Regions from separate parts of the Homo sapiens genome. Here regions 1 and 2 are each linked to region 3. A link is an interaction called in ENCODE POLR2A ChIA-PET data of the cell type or tissue named here. Cell type or tissue: HepG2. All regions are shown on one strand. Each heading gives the region's core, and the rest is flanking DNA. Links, peaks and the distances in the headings are about the cores only.

Region 1 (10,810 bases), core at 3,388-8,387, 180 kb after region 3:
TTCTTGGATGTCTTTTTAGAGAAATACATCAGGAGATCAAAGGCCCTGCGTGTCCCTGGCCCCACGGCAGCCTGGGGGTCCCCAGGGAGCCGCAGGGGTTTTCTCTCCTGAGTTGCCTGGTGCCCTGGGCCTCTGCAGGGAGAGCACCATGTTCTGAAATTCAAGTGGACCTTGGCAATGAGGCAGTCTTGACTGAGATAGCCCCACTATTTTTGGAAACTAGATTAAAGGGAAGGCTTATAAATTACCTCTCTATCCATTGAAGGACAACTCCAGATCTTTTAAAGGAGGTTGCGAAACAAACCTTGACAGTTTCCTCCTGGTCTGGGACTCATATCTTTTTTAAGCAAATGAACAGCACCTTGTCTAAATCAGGATCCATAAAGACGCAGTTGGCTGCTGTTAGGAATTAGTCAGGTGGTTTTGTGCAATATACTTGCCCAGTCACGCTGGGACCCAGCGTGCCCCAAACACTGTCTTCTTAGCAAACGTAGAAAGCGGTTGCACTCAGCTGACCACCTTACACAGACCCGACTGAGAAACACATACACGATTCCACACTGGAAATAGGAACAGGTCCCTTTGCATTCAGTCTTGCCATAAAGGCGACATCTACCCATAGCCCTCGCCCCTCTGCAGAAATGCATTTAGCTGTCAGCATCCGTGGGCATCCAGTTCTACCCACTCACCAAGAACCTTGAGGTCATGCTGAACTCAGAAAAATATTTTCCCTTTTATTTTGGTTGGGTTTTGAGGCTGAGGTTCAGAAGCAGGGAACCAAATGACATAACGAAAGAGTAAGATCCAAGCTCATTTCCCAGGAGCCCTCAGTCCACATGGCAGATGTTCCAGGGATTAAGTCATCCACAGAAGAGTTATGAGAAAGGATATCACCCACTTTAAGAGCGGTACAATCCGTCCCACGGGGGCAAGCGTGGTAAGTGGAAATGAAGAGAGGGTTGACATTTCGATTTAAAGCTCCAGTAACTTGCAGGTAATGTTTCAAGGGTGTCTGGTGCACAGGAAACAAAGAGAGATGACTGAGGATGGAGATTAACCCCTTAGCCTCCACCACTCTTTTGGCCTTGACCTTCTCGGTTACAAAGAATGGCAGAAGGCACTACCAAAAAAGTGGGAGAGCGGTGTTTCCATGTCCTGTGGCCAAAGGCTGGGCTCCGTAACAAATAACTTACATGCAAGAACATCTTGCATGATGTATCTGTTCTTCATGTCTTCCATGTAATGAAACAAATACGCATTGAGCATTTAATCTGATCAAAAATAAGTATTGAGTTCCCATGTGAGGCTTAGTCCAGGTCATCAAAGGCTTATGAGTGGGACAAGGTACACCCAGTTAAACTAAGTGCAGAGTAATCAGAGGCAGCAAACCGGAAGAGCAAAGGGAAATTAGAGACAAACTGTCCAGGGGCTCTTGCCCAGGTGGCTCAGCCTCTTGCCTTCAGTTTGTTCATTTCTCAATTAAGAAATCAAAATTGGGGTGGGCATGGTGGCTCATGCCTGTAATCCCAGTACTTTGGGAAGCCGAGGCGGGCAGATCATTTGAAGCCAGAATTCAGGACCAGCCTGGGCAGCATTGCAAGACCTCGCCTATACAAAAAATAAAAATTACCCAGGTATGGCAGCATGCAGCTATAGTCCCAGCTACTCAGGAGGCTAAGCTGGGAGGAACACTTGAGCCCAGGAGTTCAAGGCTGCAGTGAGCCATGATTGCACTACTGCACTTTAGCCTGGGCAACAGGGGAAGACCTTGGCTCTAAAACAAACCAGAAATCTAAGTCACATCTAGCCATAGACTACCATGGTTCTAAATACCCCAAGTTAGCTGGTAGTAATAAAAGCTTACGTGCACAGGTTATGACGCCCCTGGCACACTTATGGCCTCCTGGGAAGCCCAAGAGGTGGTGCTGCAGAGGGTCAGCTCCAGGTCAGAGTCTTGGGAGGATTTCCTAGAAAGGATCAGTGGGTTTAAGATGGCAAAGAAGGAGGAAGGCATATGATATGGTTTGGCTGTGTCCCCACCCAAATCTTGAATTGTAGCTCCCATAATTCCCAAGTGTTGTGGGAGGGACCCAGTGGGAGGTAACTGAATCACGAGGGCAGCGCTTTCCCGTGCTGTTCTCCGGATAGTGAATAAGTCTCATGAGATCTGATGGTTTTATAAAGGGGAATTTCCCTGCACAAGCTCCCTCTTACCTGCCGCCATGTAAGATGTGCCTTTCTCCTCCTTTGCCTTCCACCATGATTGTGAGGCCTCCCCAGCCATGTGGACCTTTGAGTCCATAAACATCTTTATAAATTACCCAATCTCAGGTATGTCTTTATTAGCAGTCTGAGAACAGACTAATACAGCATACTAGTCAAAAAGCACCCCTGGGTGGCACAGGGGTGAGAAGAAGGGGATATGCTGGGGAGAAAAGAACTGAAGGAGGGGAGGGAAGATACCTAAGAAGAGGAACTACAAGAACTCTCTAAAAGTCCTAGGCTCTGACCAAACCAGGCAACACAAACCAGAATAAGTCACTACCTAGCGGGCCCTTAAGCACACCCAAGTTTACCCAACTCTGCCGAAGATGAATTGGAACAATGCCTTTTCCTTGGGCCTTATTTCATCTGATGCTCATGACAATGTGGCAAGGTGAAGCAGGGATTATTCACCCATCTTACAGATGGGCATCCCTGACCCATGGCAACCAGGGGCTGGCCCACAGTTGGCAGCTGATGGTAACATGGCCCTTATACCACCTGCTTCCCACCACATGACCCCAGAGCCCCATTTTGAACTGAATCCAAAAATATAGATTTCTCTGAGTCTTCGTATTCTCTGAAACTACTGAACCAAGACATCAAAATACTCTCCAAACAAAACTGTCCTTTCATCCATTTCTGAGACCTTCTATAGAGAAGACCACCAGATAGCCCTTTGCCTGTGGGTAGGGGCAAGCACCTGAGGTCAGCTGGAAAAAAAAAAAAAATCAATCCAAGGAGGTCATCCCTCCACCAGTCTAGAATTCCCGCTGTTTAAATGTCTTTTTTCTAACCCAGGGTATAAAATAAATTAGGAGTGCAGGAATGTTAAACTTCAAGGCGGAATTTAATATATATATATATCCACACACCTACAGCTGAAACTTTTTGCTTGAGAATTACATACACACGGTGGATGTATCGATGAACCTGCACAGGGAAGACTCAGAATCAGGCTGTGGATCAAAAGGGACATTGAAGAGCATCTCATCCAAATGACCCCTGCATTTTGGGAAGGAGAAAGCTGAGGCTCAGGAAAGTCAAATGACTCCTCCAAGGTCACAGAGCTGCCAGCCAGTGAATCTGTCACCTGCCTATTCCAAACTCCAGACCACGCCCTCCCCTTGTGGGGGGTGAGAAGAGTCGACTCTTTTGGCTCTGTGGCACTTCCTCTGAGGACAACAGGCGCACACACTCATCAGGAGAGTCATTGCTCCCGTCAGCATCCTGAACAGTGAAATGCCTCGGGCTGCGGCACAGCAGAAGGGCTGCTGGTGTATTCACACCATTGGGCAGGACAAGCAAGGATTGGAGGGATGTGGTGAGAAGAGGGCAGAGGAGAGGTGGCCCATGCAGGAGGCTCCCCATGAAAGGAATGGAGATGGGTGTGAGCAAAGGCACACCGGCCAGAGGAGGCTCAATATGATCAGAGCTATTCCATTGGAATAGACAGAATTGGCTGAGCACAAATGCAGGGCTGCTGTATGATTCCATTCCTGCAGCTCTCAAGAAGAGGTAAAACTAATGCAAGGTGATCAAGGTCAGAACAGTGACAGGCTTAGGATGGGCAGGGTGCTGTTCCTGGGAAAGCATGGAGAGACTTTCTTTCTTTTTTTTTTCTTTCTGAGACAGAGTCTTGCTCTGTCACCTAGGCTGGAGTGCAGTGGCGCAATCGCGGCTCACTGCAACCTCTGCCTCCCAGGTTCAAGCAATTCTCCTGCCTCAGCCTCCTGAGTAGCTGGGATTACAGGTGCGTGCCACCACACCTGGCCAATTTTTGTATTTTTAGTAGAGACGGGGTTTCACCATGTTGGTCAGTCTGGTCTTGAACTCCTGAACTCATGATCCACCCTCCCAGTCTCCCAAAGACCGGCCTCAGGCTGGTCTCGAACTCCTGACCTCATGTTCCACCCACCTCAGTCATGTGCTGGGATTACAGGCGTGAGCCACCGCACCCAGCCTGCATGGAGAGACTTTCTGGGGTGATGGAAATGTTCTCTACCTGGATCTGGGAAGTGATTGCACAGGTGGATGCAAATGTGAAAAGTTATTGAACTGTACATTTCAGATCTGCACATTTAATTGCATGAGTTATGCCTCAAAAAAATCTGGTGGGAAAAAAATCAAGAATGGATCAAATAGGCTACGTGAGGAGGTAATGACTCCTCTGCTCCTAGAAGCATTCAGACCTAGGCTCTGTGACTGTTCAGTGTGGCCACAATTTGAGCATCAGGGGATGGGGCTGCAGGCTGCCCTGCTTTCAAGGGACCTCAGTAGTTCTGGGAATCCAAGGGCTGGCAAGGAAGCCACATCCTCATACAGCTCCTGCTGACATCTGCCCAGGCTGGGTCTGTCCCTGTGGTTTCCTGGGGGCCGTAAGCGCTGCCACTGTCCTGCATAGAGGGCTTCCTCCGTGCCCTCCTCCAGTCACACACACACCATAGAGCCAGGCAGTGCCTCCAGACCCACTCCTATATCTTGCCCAGTCTCTTGCCTGACCCTTCCCTAGACCCACGATGTGCCCCAAGACTCCTCTCAGTCTTGCAGACCTTCCCTTGCTCGTGGCCCTCCTTTGCCCAGGAGAGGGATGGTGCTTCCCAGCTCTGGACCCCATAGCCCAGGCCAGCCCAGACTTGCCCAAACTCAGTGCCTGGTAGCCCCCTTCCCTTACACATCCTGGGCTCCCAAGCCCCCAAGCCTCAACTAAAGCTCAGTCCCTGTGTTTGAAGGCCCTGTGTGTCTGAGATGAGCCCCGAGCTGGGCTGGCCTGACACCTTCCCACAGGAGTCCCCATGTGTGTCCTGACAGGAGCTCACACACCCAGTCCCATATCTGCAGGACAAAATTCTCTCGACAGCCTAAGGCCCCTCGTGTAGACATGCTTACTTAAACATGGCATTGTATGTCACTCACCCATCTCATTTCTGCATCAGAACCAGTTGGTTCAATGTCCTTGTCCCAAAACAGAAAGCTATAAATTCCTTCGTTCAATTTGATGACATAAGTAAACATGGATTCAAAGAGTTTAGCTCCAAGGTTGCTCAGTGTGAGGAATTGACTGTGACTAAGGATTTATCCATCATGAAGCTGAAGGACTCTCAAAGAACAAACATGGCAACAGCAATAAATCAGGAATTACAGAAATAACAGCAGACACATAAGTCCTTCCAGGAGGCTGCCTCCAAGAACTGGGTAAGACAAGACCCCAGGACTCCTGTTCTGAGCACCTCCCAGCAGGCACACCCAAGTCAATCTGCTCTGTCAGTCCTCACCTGAAGAGGCAGACTTAAATTCCCACTCATCAAATGGGAAGACTGAGATCACACAGGCTAGCGTGTGGCTGATCTGGGGTGCCAGAGAAAAAAATCAATCGCACCTGCCCAAAAAGTTTTCAGGATGCTGCTGGAGAGACAACCAAGAGCAGCTAACAGTGCGCTTAACACTTACTGAATGGCTATTTTGGCTAGGCAGTTTTCTATGGCTCTTTGTAAGTATCATCCTACACTGTGTGTATTAATACATTCAATGCTCACAGCAACCTTCTCAGAATAATACTATTATTGCCTGGCATTTTAAATCCAAAAAAATCAGGCCCCTGAGAGGTTATGCAAGCACACGGTCATATAGCTGATAAAAAAAATGCTTTTTTTTTTTTTTTTACTTATTTGTTGTTTCTTGCCAGTGTCTACCACTAGAATGAGGGGAAAGGTTGATAGCTGTTTCTTCAGTGCCCAGCTGAGTGCATAGCACATTGCAGATGTTCAATAAATATCTGCTGAATGAATGTCTGACTGGGCCAGGACTTGAACCCAGTAGTCTGGTTCAGAACTAAGCTCATAAACAGTCAAATAACAGTGCAAAGTCAAATATTGATCCAGGAAAATAATGCAAGTGTTGTCACAAGGTATTGAGAATAAATTTCAGTTAGGTATAAGGAAGACCAGGAGGGCTATGATACCAGGGTGGGTTGGTAAGGAAGATCTGAAATCTTCTTATCTAGAACTTGTTAGAACTAATCAAGGTCAAAGTGACCTCTTCATACCCCTCCCTACATAGAGGACACAAAAAACCCTGTCAGGGAAGAGCAAAAGGGGTTAAAGTATTAGCCAGCCAGGGTTCCTACAGGGCGCAAGGAGCCCTAGTTTTCTAAGTTCCCCACGGCAGATGGCTTACTCCATTACTCTGACTCCTGCTCCCTGGGCTGCTGACTTAAACCCTCTCAAGTGTGAAGGGACATCCCATGGCCCACCCCTAAACTGTGCATCAGTTCCTCTGCCTGGATCCCTTAAAGAAAGTCATCCCTTTGGCCGCAACCCCACCCCAGAGCTGGGAAATTCCAGGTGAGAAGCCTTGAGCTCTCCGGCTCCAAGATCTAGGAGAAGCTTGGGCAGGACTTCCCTTCCCTCATCTGCAAGGCCCAGGAGATGCCTGAAACCAGCGCCTCACAGCCTGCAGTGAGCAGACATATCTCCTGGTCTTTTGCCAAAAGTGGATTCTGACTTAGTCCATATGAGATGGGCCTGAAATTGGACATTTATAACAAACTTCCAGGGGATGCCCCTGCTGCTGGTTCCTGGGCCACATTTTGAGAAAACAGACTGTAAATAATCCCACTTTCATTTGTTTGTTTTCTGCCAAAACTTATTCTTCAACTAATCTTAAGAAAGGACATAGTTATAAATCTATATAAAGACTGCATACCCACAAGGGTGCTTAGGAGGGTGTCCACCCTTTCATTTAAGGGCCTTCTGTGTGCCAGGAACAGGGATTAAGGTGGACAACTGTCCTCGTCCTCGTGGAATCCACAGTCTACACAGGAGACAGTTAAAGGAGCAAGCCCAATGCAGGATGGGCAGTGTGGAGGCCAGGTGCCCTGGGGACTGACGGAAGACTTCCTGGAGGAAGTGACATTTGAGCTGGACAACTGGAAAGAGTGTATTGTGGGATCCCTGGCCCAGGACTCTCTAGCTGTTCCTACCAATGCCCGCCAGCCCTTCTCCGTCAGGCTTCCTGACTATTTTTGTCGTTTGTCATGGCCCACTTGGAAATAATATTTGTAGGAGATAAATGGGGGAGACAGCTCACAGCCAGAGGGCTAAGCAGATCACTACCCCAACACACACCCCTAACCACTGGGGCACCCGGTTGGGGGCTTCCACCCCAAGCCCACTCAGACATGCCTGTCCTAAGGAGCATATGGCAAGGGCCCCCACAGTACACGTGGAAAGTGCTTGATGATTTTCAAATCACTTTCACATAGGTTTTCTCATTTGAGTCTCACAACCAGGGCAGGCGTTATTGACCCCGTGTTATTGGTGGGGGGAAGAAATGAGCTGTGAAATGACTCAGCAGGGCCCATGGTGAGTCAGCACCAGGACTAGGCGGGCAGGCCTACAGAAGGACGTTCAGGCCTCAAAATAGGCTAAGCTGCATTGCCACAAATTTTTAAAAGAAGAAAAATGATGATGTGGAAGTACCACCCTTCCTGGGGGGAAAAAACAAAAAACAAACAAACAAACAAACAAACAAACAAACAAAACACTGTCTGTTTCTCTTAAATGCTCTAGACTCTTCCCACCTTCACATTTCAATGGTTGTCCATTGAAATCTATACATTGGCTGCTACTGCCCCTAAGATTCTGAGAACACCTGGCGAATCTCCTCCATGGTGAAAAGCTTGCCTTTCCTCAATACAGCAAAAGCCCTGTAAATGGAACAGTCCACAGTTCGGGAAGACTCAGTGACATAACCTAGAAATAGTTGACTCTAAGCAAGTGGAAGCAATTGCCGATTCAGGATACACACCAGACTTTTCCACAGCTGCGTCAACAATAGCTATAGGAAAGAAATCAAGACAGTACAGGAGGCTTTGGCCACAGATCCCAGGTACCTAAATCAGCCAAGCTTTGGAAGGAAGCCACTTCAAATGTTCATGTTCAAACAATGCTGCAATATTTCTTTGTTTCCACTGAGGTTTCCACTGAATAACAGCTGTCAACAACTCAGGAAGACGGTGGTTTGGTCCAAGTCTTTCTTCTTTGTAAGTGTTCTTTTATAAACATTATATTGCTCTTTTCAGCAAGGGCAATATAAAGGCATGTACAATTATTCCAGAGGGGCCACATATGTCCACATGTGTTCATGGCTTTATTTAGTGTCTGCATCTGAGAGGTGAAACAAAAGTCCAACATATTTTTAAAAAGTATTCTTAAATATATTGTTGAAGGAGGAGGTCATGGAAACACTTTCTCCTATCTGCTAGAAGGGTCCTCTGGTCTCAACAAAAGTTTCAATAGAAGAAATGGTGGTCAGCATGGGCTGCAGGAAGTGGGGAAGGGAAGTTGGCGTTTAGTGGGTTAGCATTCCATTTGGGAAAATGAGAACGTTCTGGAGATGGATGGTGGTGATGGTTGCAGAATAACATGGATGTACTCAGTGTTCCAGAACTATGCACTTAAAAATGGTGAAAATGGGCTGGGCACAGTGGCTCACACCTGTAATCCCAGCACTTTGGGAGGCCGAGGCATAGGCAGATCACTAGGTCAGGAGATCGAGACCATCCTGGCTAACATGGTGAAGCCCCTTCTCCACTAAAAATACAAGTAATTAGCCGGGCGTGGTGGCTGGTGCCTGTAGTCCCAGCTACTCGGGAGGCTGAAGCAGCAGAATGGCGTGAACCCGGGAGGTAGAGCTTGCAATGAGCCGAGATCACGCCACTGCACTCCAGCCTGGGTGACAGAGCGAGACTCCGTCTCAAGAAAGACAGACAGACAGACAGACAGACAGACAGAAAGAGGTCAATTTAACACTATGTATTTTTCACCATAATAAAAAGCATGCCCAAAACAAGTTTTGATAAAATTTTTAAAAACTATCATCATGCTGAAAAGAATCTAGGAGATTTTAAATGTTTATTATACTCTTCTGCTTCATGTTTAACAATAGCCCATGTGGGCTGGGCATGGTGGCTCATGCCTGTAATCCCAACAGTTTGGGAGGCTAAGATGGGAGGATCACTTGAGCCCAGGAATTTGAGAACAGCCTGGGCAATATAGTGAGACCTCATCTCTACAAAAAAAATAGTAAGAAAATTAGCCAAGTACAGTGGCCCATGCCTGCAGTCTTAGCTACTTGGAGGCTGAGGCAGGAGGATCAAGGCTGCGGTGAGCTATGATTGTGCCACTGCACTTCAACCTGGGAGAGAGTATGAGATCCTGTCTCTAAAAGGAAAAAACAAAGAAAAGGAATAGCCCATGTGACTTCACCTAATCATGAACTCTGCATTCAGAGTACCTGATCTGCTGTGCACACTCAGGAATCGTGGACATCCGGGACTGCTGGGCCTCCCATGCCCGTCCCCAGCCAGGCCAGTGTCTGAGCCATGCCCTGCAGCAGCAGTGCTCTGCTTCCTGGGCTGCCCATAGGGGCTGTAGGCAAGTTCTCACCCGGCCCTCTCATCTGGACAGCTACATCTGTCACAATGGGTTCAAGTGACCGAACCAATGAGATCACAGGAAAAAGTCAAGAACTGATTCTTCTAACTCTTTGCTCAGCTAGCCAAAGCTTTTGGTGTTTTCAGTCAACTGATTCCAGGCAAACATTTCCTAGGTTACAACGTGCAGCCCACCTCACCACCATCTTGAGACAGCTCCACAGTTGGCTGTCAGGCTGGACAGTGGCTCAAGGGCACAGTTGCGGGGTACATTGTCTCTCACCTGCTGTCCAGGAGTGCCCTGTGGGACTCACCAGGAGGTACATCTTGTGATGGATGTTGAAACAAGAAACCCAAACATTGCTGGAAGGACCTCTGCTTTCTAGTTCTGAAATCGTTTTTCATCTTTCCTCCATTAAAACAGTTCTTCTGAAGTCATTTTTTTTCCATGGATAAGATGTGTTGTCTTCCCAATGCCTTGCCCATAGACAAACCCCAAAACAAGAATACTTATTGCTTATGGATTGCCTACCAAGGGCCAGAGGCCCCACTCTAGCATCTCTTGTAATTTTCCTAAGAGCCCTGCAGGAGTTTTTATCCCACTTGAGGGATAAGGGGAATGAGGCTCAGAGATGTCAAGTAACTTTCCCCAGCTCACACAGCCAGGGAGTGGCAGAATCAGACTCAACCCCAGATCTGCCTCCCTCCATAACCACACTACCTCTGAAAAGAAACACAAAACTTGGAGAGCTCCACACCACACAACTCACACCGATCCTGAGTTCAGCTGTGACATCCGGATATTTGCAGAACTCTGGGTCAGTGATTGAAATGATCTGTTTTCAGAACAGAGGCCGCCCCAGATGCTAACCACCTCGCAGCCCCCTGTGGAATGGCTACCACCCAGGAGGCCCTCAGGAATGATGTCTAGTCACAGAATTCAACGTTGAATGCTATTTGTGTTAGTTGCCTGGATGTAGCCCATTCAATAATTCAGCATCAGAATGATAACAAACCACATGAAAGAGATCAGCACATGCTGTGGAAGGCTGCTTGACAGAGCAAGGCAACACCACGGTATCAGGTTTTCCCCTAAAATTAGTCTCCATACGG
Region 2 (10,810 bases), core at 2,322-7,321, 170 kb before region 3:
GGCTGTTTACCACCTAACCTGACCGCCTTTGGTGTCCTTCTGGCCCTGGCTCCATATGCCGTGTGCTCCAGCTGAGCAAAACTAAATGCTCTCATGCCTCCGTGTCTTTGCACGTGCTGTTCCCTCTGCCAGCTGCCCTTGCCCCTTCTTGCATCTGTGGACTGTCTTTCAGCTCTAGGCCGCCTTCTCTCTCCCCACGGAACTGCCAGCATCCCTTAGGCAGAGCTGATGGTGCCTCACTCTGTGGGTCCAGGGTGCTTTCTGGAGGCCTTAATGGGGAGGCAGGGCCAGCTGCCAGTCATCAGGTTGGTACAGCCATCGGGTTGGTACTGCCTGGTTGGCAGGCCTGTCTTTTCAGTTAGCCTGAGACTGCCTTGAGGCCAGGGCTACCTTCCTCCCTGTCTCTAAGTTCTTGGCCCCCAGCACAGTGCCTGGCACTCAGCAAATGTTTCTTGAATGAATGTGCTTCCCATGTTGGGCAGATCATGACGAAGGCAATAGCAGGGCCCAGTGTGTAATGCGAGGACAGCAAAAAGGGACCCTGCTTTGAGACCAGAGATGCTTCACAGGGAAGCCACATCTGGAGCCCTTCCTGATAAGCTGGGTCAACTGGGACCGCTCCTAGACAGGGTGTTTGAGGAGGTGGTGCTTGCTTTAGGCAGCCCCAGCCTCATTCTGAGAGCTTGTTCCACTTTGAGGATTTCTCTGTTTTCCATTTCCAAATCTTTATGCTATCCCTCAGTTACACTTGCTCAAAGGGTGATTGCTAGCAGTCTCCGAAGATAGGCTAAGAGGTGTGGGTAAGCGGCAGTGTGCTGGGGTTGGGGATGGGGGGACAGGGCATTGCCCGGGCTGTGTGGGAGGCAGGAGCGAGATGATGAAGATTCTGGACTCCAAGCTGGCCCCAGATGCCAGCCCACCTTGTGTGATACACTGAGAGTGCCTCAGTTTCCCTGCCTGTTAAACAGTAATGGCTCCTTCATTGAGTTGTTCTGAAAAATCAAGTTAGTACAAAGGAAGCACAGAAAGTGTGCCTGACACAGGCAATCTCTCACTGCATGCCAGCTCCTGGCATTTGGAATCTGAAGATGGAATCCAGTCTGACTTCCTTCACTCGCAAGTTGTCCAAGTCACCTCACCTCCCCATTCATGTTCTCATGTCTCTGAGATGAGGATAATAAGGCTGACCTTGCCGGGTGTTGGGAGAATCAGATAATCAGAGAGTGGAGTGAGTGCATTTTGCAAGCTACAAGGTGCCTTCCCAAGGGAAGCGTGAAGTCACCTGGGTGAAGGTATTGGGAAGTGAGGCCCTGTCACAGATCCTGCCCCACAAGAGCTACCCCTGTAAGGAATCAATGACTCGGTATTAACCATGCTTTTAATTTCTGTAAAGTGATGCATTGACATCCACCTAAGGCCCTATTTGCCAACCTAAGCCAATTGTGACTCACCCGTTGCAATGGTTAACTTTATGTGTCAAGTTGGCTGGGCTGTGCTGCCTGGATGTGTGGTCCAACATTATTCAGAATGTTTCTGTGGGAGTGTTTTTGAAAGAGATTAACATTTAAATCAGCAGGCTTTGAGCAAAGCAGGTGGCCCTCCATGTTGCAGGTGGGCCTCATCCAATCAACTGAAGGCTCCAGTAGAGCCAAGCCTGACCCTAGGAAGAGAATTCTGCCAGTGGACGGTCTTCTAACTTGAACTGCAACATCATCTCCCTGGGTCTCCAGCCTGCTGGAGATTTTGGACTTTTCAGCCTCCATAATAATGTGAGCCAATTCCTTAAAATGTCTCTCTCTCTCCCTCTCTTCACCCATCCCTCCGCTCCGCATGCTTCTATTGATTCTGTTTCTCTGGAGAACCCTGGCTAATATACCCGTAGACATCTGGAGTCCTCAGATAACTTTAAACTCTACACTCTGACAGTCACAGTAAAGGTGAATTTCGCAGGGGTGCCACTTGCAAACACAGCTAGCCGGTCCCGAGCCCGCACACCCTGCCTTGCTTTTCCTTCCCATGGAAACCACCCTAACAGCTCCTGCCACTGTCCCACTCTCCCTCTGGCTCCTGACCCACCCCGAGGGTGGCCCTGTGGTCCTGCACGCTGTGCCACTGTGGCCCTGCACGCTGTGCCACTGTGGCTCTGCATGCTGTGCTGTGTTCTCCCAGGCAACTGTGAGAATACTAAATCTTTCAACTTTCTCCATCTCTCTCCCGACCTCGCCTGGGCTTCCTGCACCTCCTCCAAGGTAATGTGATGAGACAGACTGTGATTGCAGCCCAGTGCCAGCGAAACTGTGGGCCAGCCCTGGCCCAGAGCTGGGCAAGTGAGTTATTTGTCCCTGTCACGTGGTGCTCTGCCAGCTGCGACGGTGCTATTCTATGTGAGATCTGGGGCTGATAGAAATGATGGCAAACTTCTTGAGCAGCTTAGGCTAAAAGAATTGGTCTTTGCATAAAACAGAAATTGTCATCATCATTATAAACACTATCCTGGCCCTCCAGAGAGCCCAGATGAGCTGTGTTCTTGGTGAGGACAAATGTCCTTCCAGAAGAGGGGTATTTATTGGCTCTTCAGGTCCCAGAGAAGTCCCAATCCCCCATGCAGGAAGGATTCCAGAAGCATCCATGTCTGAGGATAGGACCCTATCTCAGAGCAGAGCTCGCTCGCTGCACCTAGGGGAAGAGGAGGACAGTTGCTTTCCAGAAAAAAGTTAATTTACCCTGAGTGATTCATAAAGTTGCAGAATCACAGAATTACAGAACCTTAGAATTTCAGAGGCTGAAAGGGATCTAACAGGGCATCCGGGTCCAATACCCCTCATTTTAAGCAAGAAAAAAAAAATAATTCCAATTAAAATACAGCCCTCCACTCGTCTGCAGTTTCTATATAGAGCCCCAGATGAATGCTAATTAGAAGACTGGTTGGAAGAACAGCTTTTTCCTACAACCGGTGTTCATTTTGTGGGATTTCTCACTGTTGATTAATTAATGTAAGCATCCGTCCATTCACCTGTTTGTCTGTTCACCTGTCTATTCATTGCTGCATCCATTCCTCACCCCAGTAAAAAATTGAGGCAGTTACATCAAGAATACAGACATGGTTTGCTCTCCCTCCCTCCTCCTTCCTTTTTGTTTTTCTCTCCCATCCAGGATGAAGACGAGCTAGCTCTGCGCATGTGTGCGTGTGGGAGAAAGGCCAGTTGCAGTCAGTGTCACGGTGCTGTTTTTGAAACTCTGCAGGTCCCTCATAGGCCGGCTGATATCACCCATGCCAGGATTGCTTGGCCTTGACAGAGCCTGTGTTAGAAGGGACTATCATGAAGGTATCCAAGATACTAAAGGGCTGAAACAAGCCCCTCTCTTGTCTTCACAGTATCTTCCAGTGGCAGACAGGAGGCCACTGGATGAAGCTGAGGACAAATAAATGTCAATAAACCACCACTGGGAGCTGCTGCTCCCCCATTTCCCGTGGCCTGCAGGGGGTCACTGAGTTAAATGTTACAGCTGATTGTGAAAGGGACCTGGTGAATCCATGATCAATAATGACATTGGTTTTTACACGAGCTAAGATAAGGGTAATTAAATCTTGTGCTTCAGGCCATATAAACTGATCTCCACAGGAGGGCAAGAATTAATTTAATTCCACACACACAACCCCTTCCAACCCCTCTGACAGCTTTAGTATAATGGACTCAGTGCAGGATGGGGAAGATAGAGCACCAGGTATTAACCACCACACCTATCGGGAGCTTGAACTTGATGGGCCTCGTGGCTGATCCAGGGCAGCAAATCCAGAGCTGCTTACAGCTTCTCTCTGTGCTGGGTTTATTACATACAATCTGTACAGGGGCTGTTTCCACACTTAATGGCAGTCCTGAATCACTATCTATTTCCCATCCTTGCCTGCAAAACAGCAACCCAGAGCTAGTGCTATGCCGTCAATACCGGGCCCCATAAAGCCACTGCTGTATAGATTTGCCTTTTTGTGCATGTGCGTCTGATTCACGAGCACTTTGGCAGCCTTCCAGGCTTGAGGAGAGGAAAAAAACATCCTGAGCATCCCAACAGCCTCATTTTGATCTGTGATACTGAGCAACTCATTTCCACTTCACAGGCTCTGCTGAGCTGTGCCACAGAAAGACAAATCCCAGATGTGGCAGGGGTGGGAGGCGGTGGAGGGAGAGGGGCTGGCTGGAAGGAAGGAGGGTGCAGGAGAGGGAGGGAGGGAGGGAGGGCCAAGGGAAGGGAGGGAAGATGAAAGCAGAAAAGGGCCACATTTATTAAGCTGTTTTTCTTTTGGTGAAAAGAAGCATTTATCAGTGATTTCATATATCATGTGAGAGGTGGCTTCCTGCCAATTTCCAAGAATCCAAACAACCCGCTGACATCATATGCTAAATATAGCTCAGGCTTTGCTTTAGGTGAACAAATAATGCCGCTGGACAGGAATAGGTTCTCTTCAGTTACATGGTTATTATGATCGGCTGTCAGGCTTGTGTAATCAAAAGAATCATGTCCAGTTCCAAGGAGGAATGGTGCAAAGAACTCATCAAACAATTTCGGGAGATGACTGATGAACCCCCATTCCTCCTGCCTTCCCAGGTGGCCGGCTGAGCCTGGCTGCTGGAGGAAAGGTGGGCAACTCTGTTGTTGCAGGTCTTCAAAGCCCTGGTGTGTGTGTGTGTGTGTGTGTGTGTGTGTGTGTGTGTGTGTGTGTGCGTGCGCTGTATTTCCACCTCTGCCCTGCCCATCAGAAAAGGTGGCTGATCTCTCCAAGGGAAATGCGTAGAAGGAAGACAGACCTTCAAACTCACAGATATGGTGCAGGAGCTATTCATGAGGCTGGGGCAGGAGCGAGCGGGGTGGGGTTGGTGGCACAGATAGTTCAGGCAGTCTGTTTATTCTGCAAGCATTCAGGTAAGGGTGCTTGTCTGAAGGCAATCGGAGAGCCATCTTCCACGGCTCTTGGGCTCTGGTACTTTTGATTCTACCTCCCATAGCTTTTGTGTTGTGCGTGTCCTGTCCGGGACTGGTGCCTGTCATTCTGTCTGAAGCCACCTGAAAGATTAAGATTCGTAATGAGACCTCTCCCTCCTCTGCCAGCACTCTCCTTCTCCCTGCCCACTCCCCCAGGCTCACACTGGGGAGACAGGGAGCTTGGGATGGGTTTGTAAGTATTTGGAGGAAGGGGCAGCAGTAAGGAGAAGAGAAGGACGAGAAAATTAGTGAGGGAGATAAGGAGCCGGTGCATCAAAATAGCTGCTGGAAGGTGTTGTATCCCTTCGAACATCTGCATGATTTCCCTTCTCAGTCAGGGATACAATAGAGGTTGTTACTATGGAAACTGGTGTAAAAGCAGCACAGAGAAAGGAGAGGGCTGGATATAAAGAGGAAAGAGTAAAAGGCATATACCACTTTTAAATCATCAAAGAGGAATACTATAGCACTTCCCACCTCCAAGAGGAGGAAATAAGTCACTGAGCCCAGGGAGGGTTGAATACTATGATCATGGGAGGGGTCAGAGACTATCGGACACCACCATCCTTTCCCCTGGAAGCCTGTGTGTTGAATCTGTCCACTGCTGTAAGATCGTTAGCCAGAAAAGAACGTCCAGGCAGTTGAGGGTGGTCAGCTTCATGGTAGATGGCATGCTTGGCTCTGCTCGGCCACGGCCTTTGGGAATGGCCTTGGAGGGAGCAGGCCATTTTTCTGTGTCACGGTTTCATCACCTGCCTTCCTCAGAGGAATGACGAAGCACCTTGCTCAAGAAAGAAATGCTAGTGCCATTCAAGGCAAAGAAAGGACAGAGCTTCATGTGCTCTGTGTGCAGAGGGAAAAAATGTGAGCAATTCCAGCTGGTGTCCTCAGCATCATACCCAAGAGGGGCCACGGACCAGGCAGAGGCCAAAGTCTGTGCGTACCTAGCCAGTTTCACTTTGTTTCAGTGTGGGTATTAGTGGGATGAAATCATTTGCTCAGGCTGAGGAGAGTTTTGACAAGTCATTGGTGTTTCATGCAGACTCATACACGCAATCCTGTAGACCAGTCTGTCCGATAGAAATATGACGCGAGCCACGATGCAATTTATTTATTTATTATTATTTCTATAGAGACAGGGTTTCACTTTGTCACCTAGGCTGGAGTGCAGTGAGGCAATCATAGCTCACTGAAGCCTTGAACTCCTGGGCTTTAGCGATCCTCCCACCTCAGCCTCCCATGTAGCTGGGACTACAGGTGTGAGACATCACACCCAGCTAATTTTTAAATTTTTTGTAGAGATGGCTGGTCTCAAAATCCTGGCCTCAAGCGATCTTTCCACCTCGGCCTCCCAAAGCACTGGGATTACAGGCGTGAACCACCTCACCTGACCCACTATGGAATTTACAATATCCTAGTAGTCACATCCAAAAAGTAAAGAAACAGGTTAAATAAACTTTAATATAATTTCTCTGTCATGTTATTTAACCCTGGTATATCCAAAATATGATCATTTCAACAAAATTAATTCAGAGATTATTGATGAGATATTTTATACCCTTTCATACTGAATCTTTGAAATCTGGATTTATTATTATGTGTGTTATGTGTATGAGAGAGAGAGAGGGAAAGAGAGAGAGAGAGAGATAGAAAGAAAGAGGGAGGGAAGGAAGGAGGGAGGAAGGGAGGGCCAAGGAAAGGGAGGGAAAATGGAAAGAAGGAAGGAAGGAAGGAAACAGGTCTCTGGCTCAGGCACTAACTCTAACTACGTGCCTTGCATCACTGTGGGAGCGATAATAACACACACTCACTCTTTGAACAGATGGTCAGCCTCGAGTACCTCCCTTTACCATTGAACAGTGACCCCTCATCCTCCAACCACAATCCATGGCCGCTGGAATCAGACAAACCCAGCTGAAACCACAGCTCTCTTTCTGAGTGCCTCTCTCTGAGGGAGTTTCTTAACCTTTCTGAGTTTTCCTCAGCTGTGAGATGGGAATCCTATTTTACAATTGAAGGTAGGTCCCTCAATTGTTTTGGGGATGGAATAAGAGAATGCCTAAGACCAGGTCTAGCACTGATAAGGGAAGCTCCTTCCTGTCCCTTATCCCAGCTCTAGTTTGCCAGTCTTCCGCTGAGCACCTAATCTTCTCCAGGCCTCTGTGAGTGAACAAACTAGAATTGTACATTTTTCATGTACTCAGAAAGCCGCTTGAGTAGAAAGGAGACTTCAAGGACTAAGATTGAGTTTGTTTCACTAATTCACTCCAGGCTGATCACTGGATGTTTCCCCAATTCAGAGAGATACTAATATGCAGCCATTCAGAAAGAGTCCTTTTGATGACCATGGGTTACATGGTAAGATGTTTAGAGAAGAAAATTAAAATATGTCCTTCCTTATAAATAAGATCTAGCATTTGGTAGCACAGTAGGGTGACTGTAGTTAACAATAATTTATTGTATATTTTAAAGTGGAATTGAAATGTTCCTAGCACGAAGAAATGATAGGTGACGGATACCCCAATTACCCTGATGTGATTATTACACATCGTATGCCTATATGAAAACATTGTATGTACCCCGTAAATATAGACAACTATTATGTACCCATAATAATTAAAAATTTAAAAATAGGTCCTTTCTGTCCTAGAGTGGCATTGTCCCATATAGTAGCCACTAAACTCATGGGGCTATTTAAATTTGCATTAATTAAAATTTGAACATTTACTTTCTCAGAAACACTAGCCACATTTCAGGTGCTCAATGAACACATAAGGCTAGTGGCTACTGATTGGACATTTCAGATATAGAACATTTCTGCATACTAGAAAGTTCTGTCACCACCGCTCTAGATTTTTAGTCATTTATTCAATATGCAGCCAAAATAAAACTCAGAGACAGCAGGACAGCATGCGTAAGCAGGCCTAAAGTCAAACTGGGTGGGTTTCATCCTTTCTCCACTTTGGCCATATGTCAACTTAAGTTAGTTTCTTTTTTTCTTTTGAGATGGAGTCTCACTCTGTCATCCAGGCTGGAGTACAGTGATGCTATCTTGGCTCACCACAACCTCTACCTCCCGGGTTTAAGCGATTCTCCTGCCTCAGCCTCCAGAGCAGTGGGATTACAGGCACCTGCCACCACACCCGGCTAATTTTTGTATTTTTAGTAGAGACGGGATTTTGCCGTGTTGGCCAGGCTGGCCTCGAACTCCTGACCTCAGGTGATCCTCCCACCTCAGCCTCCCAAAGTGCTGGGATTACAGGTGTGTGAGCCACCACGCCCAGCCTTAAGTTTTTTAACCTCTCTGTGCCTCAGCTTCTCAGTTTCATCATCTGCAAAGTGGGAATGATAGTAATATAACTTAATTCAGCAGATTATTATCAGAATCAAGTAAAGGAATGCAAGTAAAGTGCTTATAACACAGCCTGGCAGGTCGTAAGTGCTTAGTAAATATTAGATATGACTATTCATTATGCCCCATTAACTCTTTTCAAAAACAAGAGAGGGTTAGGATTATACTGAAAGGTGAAGGTGCCCTCCATTAACCCAAAAGACTTCCTGGAAGAGGTAATCCCTTAAGCTGTGATTCAAAGGACGGAAAGGCATTCTCCATTATTCAATGCATTTGATAGGCATTTATTGGTCATTTGTTATATATAAAGCACTGTTGTGGCTGTTGGAGATGCAAAAATGATGACAGAGGGTCCATTCTATCTTGAAGTCCCGTCTAGAGAAGGAGAAAGCCTACACAGTTGATCCTTGAACAACACAAGTTTGAACTGCACGGTCCACTTATGCATGGATTTTCTTTTGCCTCTGCCACCCCTGAGATGGCAAGACCAATCCCTCCTCTTCCTCCTCCTCCTCAGCCTACTTGACATGAAGACATCAAGAATGAAGACCTTTAAGATGATCCGCTTCCATGTCATGATGAGCAAATATATTTTCTCTTCTTTATGATTTTCTTTTCTCTAACTCACTTTCTCGTGAGAATAGTGTCTAATACCTAGAACATACAAAATGTATGTTAATCAACTGATTATGTTATCAGCAAGGCTTCTGGTCAACATAGACTATCAGTAGTTAAGTTCTGAGAGAGGCAAAAGTTATATGTGGATTTTCCGCTGTTAAGGGGTTGGCGCCCCAACCCCCATGTTGTTCAAGGGTCACCTGCTCTTCCAGGAGTAAGAGCAGTGATGGATTTATGCACAGAGTGGCAGGAGACCCTGGAGAAGAAGCCCTAGCTCAGCGGGGAGACCAAGGAGGACAATGTGGAAGGGGCAGTCCTGAGTAGACCCTTAAATCCCTGGGAAATGGCAGGCTGTGTGCAGGCGTGATCAGACCTTCAACAGCACCTAAAGTTACAAGGCCCAGTCTCAGAATCCCCTGGGGATATTCAATCAGCATCTTGATGATTGACAAGATGAGCTTCAGCCTGTGCCTTTAACACTGCAGGGGCTGAGCCCCTCTAGCAGCATCTCCAACACCACCAGTGGACCAGCAGCCCTGGGGCCTGCCTGGCTTCTGCAGCTCAAGGCGCAATGGGAAACCACAGATGTCACAAAAATTGGCTCCCTTCCGCCGGGCGCGATGCCTCACACCTGTAATCCCAGCACTTTGGGAGGTCTAGGAGGGCCGATCACCGGAGGTCAGGAGTTTGAGACCAGCCTGGCCAACATGGTGAAGCCCCGTCTCTACTAAAAATACAAAAATTAGCTGGGCATGGTGGTGTGCACCTGTAATCCCAGCTACGCGGGAGGCTGAAGCAGGAGAATTGCTTGAACCCAGGAGGTGGAGGTTGCAGTGAGCCGAGATTGCGCCACTGTACTCCAGCCTGGGGCGACAGAGTAAAACTGTCTCAAAAAAAAAAAAAAAAGCTCCCTTCTAAGACAAGTGAAAGCATGTAGCATCAGGGAGATGTGCCCCATTATTATTCTGGTCATTGTTGGTTCTTACAAAGTTGAAATTTTAGCATCTCTCACGATGGCTCTTCTAAAAAGACCCCATGTGTTCTTGGGAAGAAAGGGCAGGCTGAGGCTGCCTTGAGAATCTGGCTGGGTCTGTTGGTCTAGCATTGAGAGGCTGACACGCCAGCCTACTGCCCCCAAGGGCCGGTTTCATATGCAAGTCAGGCACCGCCAGCCAAGTGGGAAAGGCAGCCCCAGAAGAACATGTTTCTGGTGACTGGGAAGCTTTGAGCAGACCTACAGCCCTGGCATAACGATGAGCCTCCTGCACAGGCAGCGGCGGCCGACAGCCAGGCAGGAGGAGGGCGGAGGAGCGGCGCACAGCCTCCACCAGAGCATCTGGGGGCTCAAGCCGCCAGAGAGCCCTGGAGACTAGGTAATGGAATTCCTAAACGGATGAAGCACTGAGCTCCAGACCCCTGTCCATGCCCAAGGACGGAAACATTGTATTTCTCCTTGGGACTTCAGGCTTTCCCCCTGCCTTTTCCTGTTCTTTCCAGCCGTTGCCTGGGCAGGAAGAGGCCTTTCCGAACAGACTTCTTTGTCTTCCACTTGGTCTGCCCCTCCAGGTCTCATCCGGGACTGTTCTGTGCCTCACAGATCAGAAACACTGTAGGGGTGACCAGCCCTCCAGCACTGTCTGGAACCATCCTTGGTTTTAGCTCTGAAGGTTCCTGTATCCTGAGAGAGGCCCTCAGGCCTGGGCCAACCTGCACCTTGCCCAGCTGCCCCCTTAGCCCTCAGAGCCAGGTTGAGGTACTGCCCAAGCAGCAGTCATGTCAGGATTCTCCTTCCACTTCCAACAAAGAGCTCTTTATGTCTTAGCCAGCAAAGGACAAGGCTAGCATGGGCATTTACCCCAC
Region 3 (10,810 bases), core at 2,419-7,418:
GAAAGATAAGAAAAGGTAAACATTTCTTAACCTTTGATGTTGTAAACAGATACAGTACCTATACCTTGCTGTTGTGATCAAAATTAAAATCCACTAGACTGGGCGTGGTGGCTCATGCCTGTAATCCCAGCACTTTGGGAGGCTGAGGCAGGTGGATCACGAGGTCAAGAGATCGAGACCAGCCAGGCCAACATGGTGAAACCCCGTCTCTACTAAAAATACAAAAATCAGCTGGGTGTGGTGGCACGTGCCTGTACTCCCAGCTACTTGGGAGGCTGAGGCAGGAGAATTGCTTGAACCCGGAGGGACGGAGGTTACAGTGAGCCAAGATCACACCAGTGCACTCCAGCCTGGGCAGCTGAGTGAGACTCCGTCTCAAAAAACAAAAAAAAAAATCCACTAAAAAATCATTAAATTTTGAGTCATTTGTTAGTCTATATGCATTTTCTGATTCAATGGTTCTTAAAGTACCATGACAACTACTACTACTACTACAAGACGGTCTGAAATAATTTTGTTTTTTCTTATTAAATATAGGTCCTCATCCTTGAACCAGGTGAGAACTTCTAGCTTACTGGGTAAAGTCCAATTAACGTGGTGCAGAATTCCATCCATGGCAGGGCTCCTGCTGTCTCCAGCCTCATCTCCAGGCACACCCTGCACCCTTGAGAAGACAATGCTTCCGTGTCCACCAGTTCATTCCTTCCAGACACATCCCAGTGGTGTCTAGCTCAGGTCTCAGCTCCTGGAAAGGGACAAGGACGCCCCAGAGTCTGCTTTTTTGACACTTACCTTCTGGTCCCCCTGAAAAATCATGCTGCATCACGCCTGCACATTGTCCTTTCTGCGGAAATGTCCTGTCTCCCCATCTCTATCTGCCAAAGACCCACGCATAATGCAAACAATTCAGGTTTCACCCTTTGCAGTGAACTTTGTACAGCTCTCCCAGGTAAGTGGGCTCCCTGTACTGGTTCCTTGCCCATGCCTCTCTCGTGTCACTCCCCAGCTGGTAGGGCAATAGTCCTTGATCTGTCAGAACTCCTGGTTGAAGTGTAGGTATCACCTACACACAGTAAGGCTCCTTAGTGTTATGAAAACCCACTCATATGCTGGCACAGAACTCTCTCTTCCCCCAGCAATTGATCCAGCAATTCTCAATCCAGGCTGCACACTAAAGTCATCTGGGGAGCTTTTTAAAAAGCACCACTGCCAGGTTTCCTCCCCAGATAATCCAGTTTAATGGGTCTTGGGTGGGGCCCAAGCATAGGTATTATTTACAGGTTCCCTAAGTGAGGCTACTGGACAGCAGGAGTTGAGAAAAACTCATACAGAGGTACAAAAATAAAGGCTGGATGATGCGGCCCTTCAGGAAGCTCCTGCACATCTCACCGGCATATCGAGGGCATGAACTAGGTCATGGGGACGAGGCAGAATCTCACAGGCACCTCCCTGATGAAAGTGGCGCGAAGCACTGCCTTGCAGCGTCGCTCTGGGGCCTGTCGTTTGCCTGGGTCTAGCTTAGCAAGGGCAATGGCAAGAAGGGGTTTGGGAGTTAACAGACTGTTTCATTCCAAGGGTCAAGAGTTGGTGGTTGGTAGCAGTGAGTGGGTCTATATTAGCCTCCTTGCTGGAAGGAGGGCCGGTAACGTTGTCCCCATATTTGCCATCTGAGCGGACACTTCTGGAATATTCCAAGATGTGCCAATCCTTGGCCCTTGGAATTAATAGTCTCCTGACTCCCAAACCCCTTCTTGCCATTGCCCTTGCTAAGCTAGACCCAGGCAAAAGACAAACCCCAGAGCAACAGTGCGAGGCGGTGCTCCACGCTCCATCTCAGAGCAGAGCAACCTTAGGACCCCATTTCAGAATCCCCTCAATGAAGTGTATGGTGGAAGGGCCTGATTCGTGTCATGAGAGGTAACAACACCACTACCAACATCCTGCTTCTCGTCCCCCAGCCCCTGCAAGGGTGCAGTGTGGCTACAGGGGGTGTCTCTGCAGTGATTCCTCCCTTTACAGGGAATGAGTCAGGTCCTCTGAAGAAAAGGTGTAAAAAGAAAAAAGAGTGTGTTGTCAATACTTCAAAGCCTCAGCCAGCATCATCTGATCTAGGAAAGGTGTGATGGGGTAGGATAATCGATCGCTGCTTAATTTCCACTGGTTTCTGCAGGGTGCAGACCAGGAAATTAGACATTGGGCCTTCCCAGCAGGTCAAGAAACCCATGTCAGATACAGCAAAATCAGCCTCTGTGGCCAGGGGACAGAGGCGTGTGGCGTCTACAAGAAACAAAGAACACAAAGGTTTCCAAGACCATACTCTGAAATCTCTGCTCCTTAGAACAGACTCTAAGCTACTACAGAAAAACCACAAGGAAGTTTTCCATCTGCTTTTTTCCCCTAGTATCTTCTCCCTATCTCAAAAACAAAAAAACAAAACAAAACAAAACTTTAAAAATCCATGAAGCATTAGCTATTTTTAGAAATTTTAACTTTTCTATTATCTAACAATACATATTTCCTGAGCATTTTAAGTCCATTTTAATTTTGTGTACTATTTAATGGTAAATCGTGGTATATATCCTCAACATAATACTTCATATCCTTGCAGTCCGATTATTCAGTCAGCCTTCACTTCTTCAGATTAAACAATATAACTTCAATTTGCATATGTTCTCCAGGTTATTGCAAAATAAACCTGTTTCAGTGCATTTGAAGTATAGAACAGTGATCATTTTAAATCACACTCAATTGCCCAGCTTTTCATTTGAATAAAATTCAGGTACCGTTTAGTTCACAAAGATAATTTTACTTCAAGATTTACAGTCGTGCCTCTCATCTAAAGCAATCTTCCTCACCCTCTCCCCGGCACTATTTCTCACCAGCCCTCAAACCCACAAGGCCTCATTCAAAAATGATGAATCAAGAAGAAAATATAATGTAAATAGCTGCTGTATTAGAAAAATGCACTGGGAATCTTTGAAAGCCAGGGAGAATATATTAATATTCTATATTTCTTTTATCATACCAAAAAAAAAAAAAAAGGCAGGCTATGCCTTAGAGCAAGGCTGCAACAGTGTGTCCCATGTAGGAAAGATATTTGCAAGGCCGTCTGGCCTAAATGCTCACCATTAACCAAAGCAGGAGCTCTGGGAAGCTCCTGGGAAGTCCAGCCATGTGGGGCCACCAAAACATAATGGAAAATGCCCACCACACACTACACGCTTCTTCATTACATTGGCTCAATACTGAGAATGACCGCACAGGACAGCCCTCTTGCATGACACTAAGGTTTTGTAGGTGAACTGCCACCTGTTAGATTTCCACTTCCTTTGTTCTCCTACAGTGAGGTCTTTGTCCTGAGTTGAGGGGAGGACAGATTTTGGTGGGAAGATGATCTGAGTTTAAAGGGGCTCTGAGAGATCCACATGCAGCTGTCTAGTAGGTTAATGGGAATACCCATCCAACACTCTGGAAAGAGGTCCTTGCTGGAGATGGAAATCTAGGGTCCTTCACATTGGCATGGTTGTTGGAACCACGGCTGGGTCAGAGTTGTTGAGGAGCACAGACCTCTGAAGGGGGAAGAACAAGGAACCTTGGGAGCACCGATAATTGCTGGATACACGAGCTCTGCGACAGGAAGGCAAGCATAAGGCTGTCATGCCATAAAAACTAAGGCAAGAGAGAGTTTCCATGCGAGGGAGGGGTCACACGAACTGAATACAGTCCAAAGGACTGTAGGCAGTGGATGATACTATTTAGGAGGTCTAAATATAGCTCTAGTAATCTCAGCAAGAATAAGTTACAATGAAACAATTACGGGTAAGGGAGAAGCTAGCTAGATTTCACTGGACTAAAAAGGAGTAAGAAAGGAGTGGCTGGGCACCATGGCTCACGTCTGTAATCCCAGCACTTTGGAAGGCTGAGGCAGGCGGGTCACGAGGTCAACAGATCGAGACCATCCGGGTGAACATAGTGAAACCCTGTTTCTACTAAAAATAGAAAAACTAGCTGGGCGTGGTAGCGCATGCCTGTAATCCCAGCTACTCGGGAGGCTGAGGCAGGAGAATCACTTGAACCCGGGAGGCAGAGGTTGCAGTGAGCCGAGATCATGCCATTATTGCACTCCAGCCTGGCGACAGCTAGAGACTCTGTCTCAAGAAAAGAAAAAAAAAGAAAGAAAGAAAGGAGTAAATGGTGCCAGCAAGATAGCTACATAGAATGGAAAGAGCAGGGAGGGCCGTGTGGACACTTAGCTCCTCTGTCTGCAGGTTGTACAACTTCAATCGTCCGGCAGGCCCGTGAGCACCTTCGGTGTGACAGTCTGTTCAGCACTGGGGCTATAAAGATAAACAAGACAAAGTCCATGTGCTCAAAGAGCTCTCCGTCTGTGATCCCAGAGAGACATCTGGACAGAGACGTCAAAATACAAAACAATAAATTCTGGACAGAGCAGTGTTTAGCATGAATCGTGATCTGGAGGACAAAGACACAGTCCTTGCTGTCACGGAGCTCACCATTGAGGGATGCCCACAGGCAGCTGAAATACAGCGGAAGTGATAAATCTTTAACAGAGGGTGTTTTACTCGGGGCACCCAGAAAAAAATGAAATTTTAACTGCAGATTCAGGAAGTTATCCATGAAAAGGCGGCAGTTGATTCCAAACTCCAACAATGCGCTGTCAAGGCTCATGGGCTGGCTGAGACCGTCACTTCAGGCAGAGGATGTAGCGTTCTGAGGGGAAGAAAAAGTTTTAAAAAGAAACTTCCAGAGACACTGTCTTGATGCAAGGAGTAAACATAAAGTACAAATCTGGAACACAGCGTCAGACTTATTAGGAAAGTTACTCGGATCAGGGCCTCTGAAATCACCCAGACCCGAGCTCCGTAACTGCTCTGGTATAGAGCTGGGCTCTGTGCTATGGAGACAGTACTGACATTTCATCTTCCCGAGGCACGTCCCCTGGCTCCGTGATGTGGCCGTACAACAAGCCTGCCCTTTGTTACGGTGTGTGCACACATGTAAGTGCTCTCGACAAATCTGTGTTCCTGCCTCTCCTCCAGTGCTTCTCAGGCAACGACGTTACCCTTGGCCTCAAGGAAAAAAAACAGACACCGTTGGTTGGAGATTACTGAGTAAACCTACAACGTCCTCATGCTTAAGGCCCCGTCTGTGATTCCACCATGAAGGTCACATATCCTCTCTCCTAAAAAGACCTCATGTCTCCATTTAAGTATTTGTTTGGGAAAATGCTGTATTGTATTGAAATTATTGTATAAAGATAGGGCCTTGGTACAAAATCTAGGAATGTGAGGTTTAAACACAGTTGGATAAATTTTTAAAAATCACATTGCAAATTTTAATTAAGGCGAGGGAGCTTAATTTAAACAAATAAATGATTAGTGTTGACTACCAGAGTATAAACAAGACTGTAGTTTTAAAATGTAATCAGCGTTCTCCCCATTTTCAGACATTATCCTGGTCTGAATTCCTCACCCTGTCCTCTCTTTGCAACACGAGGCACAGTGAGCTGTGGTCTGGACTGTTTTTGCAGCCCCTCTTTGGCGACAACAGGGTAGAACCCACAGCCATCAAATCAGCCTCTAGGTTGGCCCAAAACATCACAGTGGCCTGGACATGATGGAGTATTTCCAGGCACATAGAAACTTGGCCTTTATTCTTCCGGGTTGTAAATCTGGCACCTCTCAGGATCAGTAAATAAGCTTTTTTAAAAGCCCAAACAAACCATAAGGAAATCCTGCATTCTGAAACAAAAGGTATGAAAGCTAAGTCAAGACCCACACTGCCATTGTGTCACTTGCCAGGATGTGAGCTGCTGCCTTGGGAGAAAGATAACATGAAAGAGGCTATAATTGCAGGGCTGAGACTCCAGGTCCCATGAAAACAGGATAAAAAATAGCAAGCAAGAAGTGTTCCCTGAGCTTTCAGCTGGGCTAGGGTGGGGAAAAAAATCAAAAGAGCAACACTCTCCTGAAGTTGTTCAAGAAATGGAGACACAGGGGGAGGAGAATGAGAAAGAACACCAAGGCCAAGTTAACGTGTTTAGGAAAAATATGGGGGCAGGAGAGAAAAAAAAAAAAGGCGGAATGATTTAATGCCAGCCAAAGTAACTAAGGGGAAGAAGGTGTGTTTTTATAAACATGTTTGCTTTTGTGTGTGTGTGTGTGTGTGTGTGTGTGTGTGTGTGTGCCGGGGGAAAAGTGTGGAAAAAGAGAAACTAGGTCCATTAATGAAGGAGTAGGGTGTTGCAAGGGAAATGACTAAATTAGCTGAGCTTTTAAACTGCTTTTAAAAAATTAGCTTAAATGAGAAAAATAAAGATAAGAGGTAAGAATGATTGGGAGGATGCAGTCAATAAACTATTGATAAGGAAGGGTTAAAGGAGTATTTAGAGAAATTGAAGATATGCAAATGAGAGGTCAAAATAACAGTAGCCCAGTGTAGTTAGTGGAACTAGCTGAAGAATTTGGAACACCACGGCGGGACTTCATAACCACTCAGTCTACAGGGAGTACTAAGAACACATTCTAACATTGTACAGCACCTTATACTAACATTGTGCATGATAAATGCATTCATTGTTCTCACATTCTTACATTCATCTGAGTCTGGTCTTTACCTCCACTATCAGCAGCAATGTGATAGGACTGACCAAAGCGAAAGATGTTTAAAACTCTTTTTGGTATGAAACAGAAGCAAAATCACTTCTCTCGGTAATAAAGAAGGACATTGAGGCATTGAGTAGTCAAAGGAATTGCTGAAGATGAAACACCAAGTCAGTGACTAAGTTCTGACCCATTTTTAAGAATTCAGACATATTCCCCCAAAAAGAAAGAATGTATTTAACGCAGGTTTTCAGATAGGGAGTCCCACTAGCGCTAGGAACCATTTCAGAGGTAGACCTTGCCTGCATTCCTAACGTGACTATTGCTGTAGTTAATTTTCCCCATTTGCCTACTCCAAGTTACACTTAGCCAATGGCACAGCTTAAAATCGGAACACCAAACCACTCTTTCAACCCTTACCCCGAGCAAATGTCAGAAGGCCTCCAGCTATTCTTTGTGAATTGCAAAATGAACCAGTGTCTGCCCCTTTACCCTTCCAGAGCCGTGGAGTCTAGGTCTATGCCCAAGAGAGATGCATGAAATGTTTTACTGGTTTCTGCAAATAAGCCAGACCAAGGGAGAAACAGACCTTCAGCAAGTAGTAACCAAATGCAAGTTTTGAGAATGTGGAGGGAGAGGAGGTAAGGTTAATGAACACCCCTATACATCTTTTCAGTGTCTCTTGCTGAATTACCCAGCCCTGAGCTAACACCTTGCTGAATCACCCAGTCCTGATGCAGGTTTATGCTGTGTCCTGAATTGGTCTCTGGTGTCCCTTTCAGCTTCTGCCCCTGCAAACTGGGCAGTGCATCCAAGGTCTCCTGCTAACATCTGTCACTCATCGGAGCCACCTGATCTGAAGCGTTGTCAGGGTCAGTATTTTTGTTCTGCCTGCTGTTTTGCTAATGGATCAATGGCAGTCAGTAAAGAACAAACCGTGCCAGAAAAGAATGTCCTCTTCTTCTCAGCTGACTCAGCTCGGGACAGGAAGACAGGGGGCATCTGGCATTTGGGGAAGCCCTTGATTGTCCCTTAGGAAATAACTGAAAATGGATTTGTGTTGGCCTGGTTCTAAGAAGGTCACCCAGGTTGAATTTGAAAAGCAGAGGCACTGTGTCCACAAAAGAAAGTGATAAGCAGCAAGCCATTTCTCAAAGCTAATGCCCGAGTGTGTACCACCGGGATCCATTTTATATCTCTCTACAGATTGGTGTGTTTTTCATGACAACCATCCCCATAGCAACCAGGTGTCCAGGCACTAAATTGATCTCAAGGATATGAAATCTCAGCCTGGTGAGGGAAGCCCACTCTGACTGCAGTTTCCTTGGAGTCGTTTCACATCGAGGGCTGGTGTGCAGGTCATGGGGAATGGGGCTTCTTCCTGAGGGCTCAGCTGGACACAAGGGACAGCCCTGGTGAGAGGGGAGCCTTTCCTTTTTCATGTTTACTAATAATCCAGAAGAAAGGGTAAGAAACTGGTAAATCAAATTCAAATGAAACTAAATGGGAAGATGTTGCAAACGCCAGTTGGATGGAGGAAATTATGTGGACAGCCACGGAAGAAATGACCACGTAAGACCTGCCCTGGAAAGGCCACAGTTGGAACCTCTGGGAGCCAATATTCCAAAGCAAGAAGCTAGAAGAGATTTACCAAGCAGAATTATTTGAGGAGATTGGGGCGAGGGAGAGATGATAATTAAGCTGAAAAAAAGGGACATTACAGGGTGCGCAGAGCTGAGGGCCGTGCAGGGAAGGGGCAGAGCAGTTCTAGCTGGACGAAAGCTTAGGTCTTGGTCAGGGAAATGAGGTGCTCCCATGGATTGTCCAGGTGAGCCCAGAGAGCGCACCCAGGGAAGAATGTTGAGGGCATGGGGGGTCATAGGAAGGAGTGAGGGAGAGCCCACACAACAGTATCCTCTTAAGGCAGCTCATGCTCGCCCAGAGGCAGCTACCTGCCATCAGGCTGTCCCTAAGGTCAGCCTTGCTAATGCTGAGCCCCTGCCTTCCACAGTTACCCTGTCCTGGGGCTTTGGTGATGGTCCTCCTCACCTCAACAGTGATGGACAAGGGCTCCTTTTGCTTTGAAGTGATGCCCACGTGCTTACTGCACAAGGAGGGCAGGGAAGAGCCAGGAAGGGAGGAACCGCCACGCCAGCGGGGACAACGTGACGACACGGAACAAAGGGACATGCCGTTGGAATCCTAGGAAGAAGTTTCTTAAGTGACATCTAAATAGGCTGCAAATGGCCTTTTCGAGGGAACTCCCATCCCTGTGATAATCTAAACCAGAATCGGATGAGATGGGGTGGACCGCATCTCGGGAGGAGCACATGGGTGTGAGGGAGGAGGGACGTGGCAACCTCATGCTCCCTTCTCTCTGTAATCACTCTGTCAACCCACGATTCTGGGAGGGGAGTATGAAATGTGTGGTTTGTCTATTGCATGAAGATATTTGGATCCCCCAAATCTAGGTGTGTCTGGAAGAAAGCTGCCCTCTCCCAGAGGAAAGCTGGGGGTTAAATCCATAACTGTCAGTGTGTCTGGCAACAAAATAAAAGGAAACCACATTCTCCATGAATGAAGGGAGAAGCAGGAAGGAGGTAGTTTTTTCTTTTTTAAAAACATGAATAAGATCCTCCAATATGTTTGAGATTATTGAGCAAATTCTTTGAAAAGGGCCCTGGGTCACTAACCAACAGATTGTGGATGTAGAAACCACATTCTTCCAACTTCCCTTCCCATCCTGACCCCAGAGATAGCAGGTTGGGTATGCTGGGGGTCTTTGTTTAGTTAACCATTAACAATTCATAAAAGTGCAGATCCCTGCACGATAAGTCCAGTCCTTGGAATGTTATTAGAAAATCCTATTTCTAGTCTGTTATGAAACAGAGGTTTTGATGTGCTGCCAGGTTTATGGGGAACTCTGGAAACAACACTTGCTTCTCTGAGAAGCTGAGGCTGGGTGGGTGTTACATAAAGCTTTCCTAGCAACTTAGCTTTATCACAGAATGGGAGGCTGCAGTGGAAAATATCAGACGAGTTAATGCAAAACCTGAGCCAACCCACTATCCCCATTTGCTCTAAGGCCAGCCAGCAAATCTGTGGGAGTGATTTTAACCCACGGGGGAGCGGCAGGCCTAGGGCTCCGGTTGACTGCAGATTCAGCCCAAGAATGCTCGGGCAGCTCAGAGCTGAAAGGCACCTTCAGACAGACCTCACGGAAGGCAAAACAGCTCTTCTTGACTCTGAACCAATTGCTGATTGAAATTCACACAAACACACCTTCCTTTTCCTTCTTTGGGTCATTCCCAGTTTCTCCGGGCACTGCAGGAACAAAGGGGAGTAAGGTCACTTCGTCGAATCCCTGCCAAGGGAAATGCGTCTAATGCATGACGGTGTCTCTGAAGTCAATGGATAAGAATCTCATTTCTAAACTCTTGGATCCAAAAGTATGCCTCTTAGGATGGAATCCTTCTGTGGTGTTGGTTGACAGCTTTTTGGGTTTTCTGAAAAGCATGTGTCCAGTCCATTGTTTTTAATCTCCCAGGGCTGGCGTGGGGGTGGAAGGAGCTGGAGGAAGAAACCATGCAAAAATCCATTTGGAAGCTGCAAATCAAAGCTAATAGCCTCTCCTGATCTGCTCACACACGGTGCCCAACCGGTGTTGTAGAGAGGAAGAGGAAAAGATTCCCCAGACATGAGGACAAGTGTAAGGCGAAGGGCTGGAAAGGGGAGGGGAGCTCGTGTCAAGAGGGAGCTGGAACTCAAGTGGGGAGAGGAAAGGCAGTGGGAGAGAAGAGAGCTCCTTCGTGGGCGGCCTCTGCGACATCTGCCCCAGGGGCCTAACGCCTCCCTCTGTGATGTCTCTGCACCCAGGCTCTGTTGCTGCTTCCTCAACCATTATTCTCATTTGGGAAGGGAAAGAGTGGTTTTATAAAACCGGTGTCCACGTGAAGGCAGCCATCCAGTTGGTGGAGAAATTTTCCCCACATAAATTAGATTACTCCAAGTCTAGATGGTTCCTAGCCCCTAGTCCTTCTCGCTGAAGACGGTACAAGGAGGGTGGCAAGGCAGAGGTCTGGAGGGAGAAGAGTAAAAAGCTCCTTGTTTGCGTTAAAACAAACAAACCCCAAGATATGCCAGTTGTTTCAGAAGGTGAATTCCTACTTCAGGTAGTCCTTAAGAGT

Evidence for each region. ChIA-PET counts read pairs that join two places held together with the same protein. Peaks named below come from ENCODE experiments on the same cell type or tissue, not always from the same donor. Only the 100,000 strongest peaks of a DNase experiment are listed, where the experiment ranks them.
Region 1: POLR2A ChIA-PET joins it to region 3 with 5 read pairs; 6 of 35 experiments call an interaction of 5 or more read pairs at or near these places.
Region 2: POLR2A ChIA-PET joins it to region 3 with 7 read pairs; 10 of 35 experiments call an interaction of 5 or more read pairs at or near these places.

Annotation. Positions count from the first base shown.
Region 1 is chr1:234,886,345-234,897,154 of GRCh38, forward strand. No RefSeq gene overlaps it. Among named protein-coding and RNA genes, the nearest start is that of LINC02971, 65 kb to the right of the region's middle. In HepG2, for the core only: no CTCF peak of the experiment used is centred there; a DNase peak (open chromatin) is centred at 5,267.
Region 2 is chr1:234,540,326-234,551,135 of GRCh38, forward strand. No RefSeq gene overlaps it. Among named protein-coding and RNA genes, the nearest start is that of LINC01354, 14 kb to the left of the region's middle. RefSeq lists enhancers at 1-245, 1,619-2,119, 2,120-2,620. In HepG2, for the core only: a CTCF peak has its summit at 5,857; DNase peaks (open chromatin) are centred at 4,036, 4,406 and 5,916; H3K4me3 peaks cover 1,411 bases.
Region 3 is chr1:234,712,168-234,722,977 of GRCh38, forward strand. It overlaps LOC124904556 (a long non-coding RNA gene), which reads left to right. Exons shown (of 2, transcript XR_007066953.1): 2 at 538-5,412. Among named protein-coding and RNA genes, the nearest start is that of LINC01132, 6.5 kb to the right of the region's middle. RefSeq lists a silencer at 795-1,089. In HepG2, for the core only: no CTCF peak of the experiment used is centred there; DNase peaks (open chromatin) are centred at 4,364, 5,014, 6,554, 7,084 and 1 weaker place; H3K4me3 peaks cover 4,865 bases.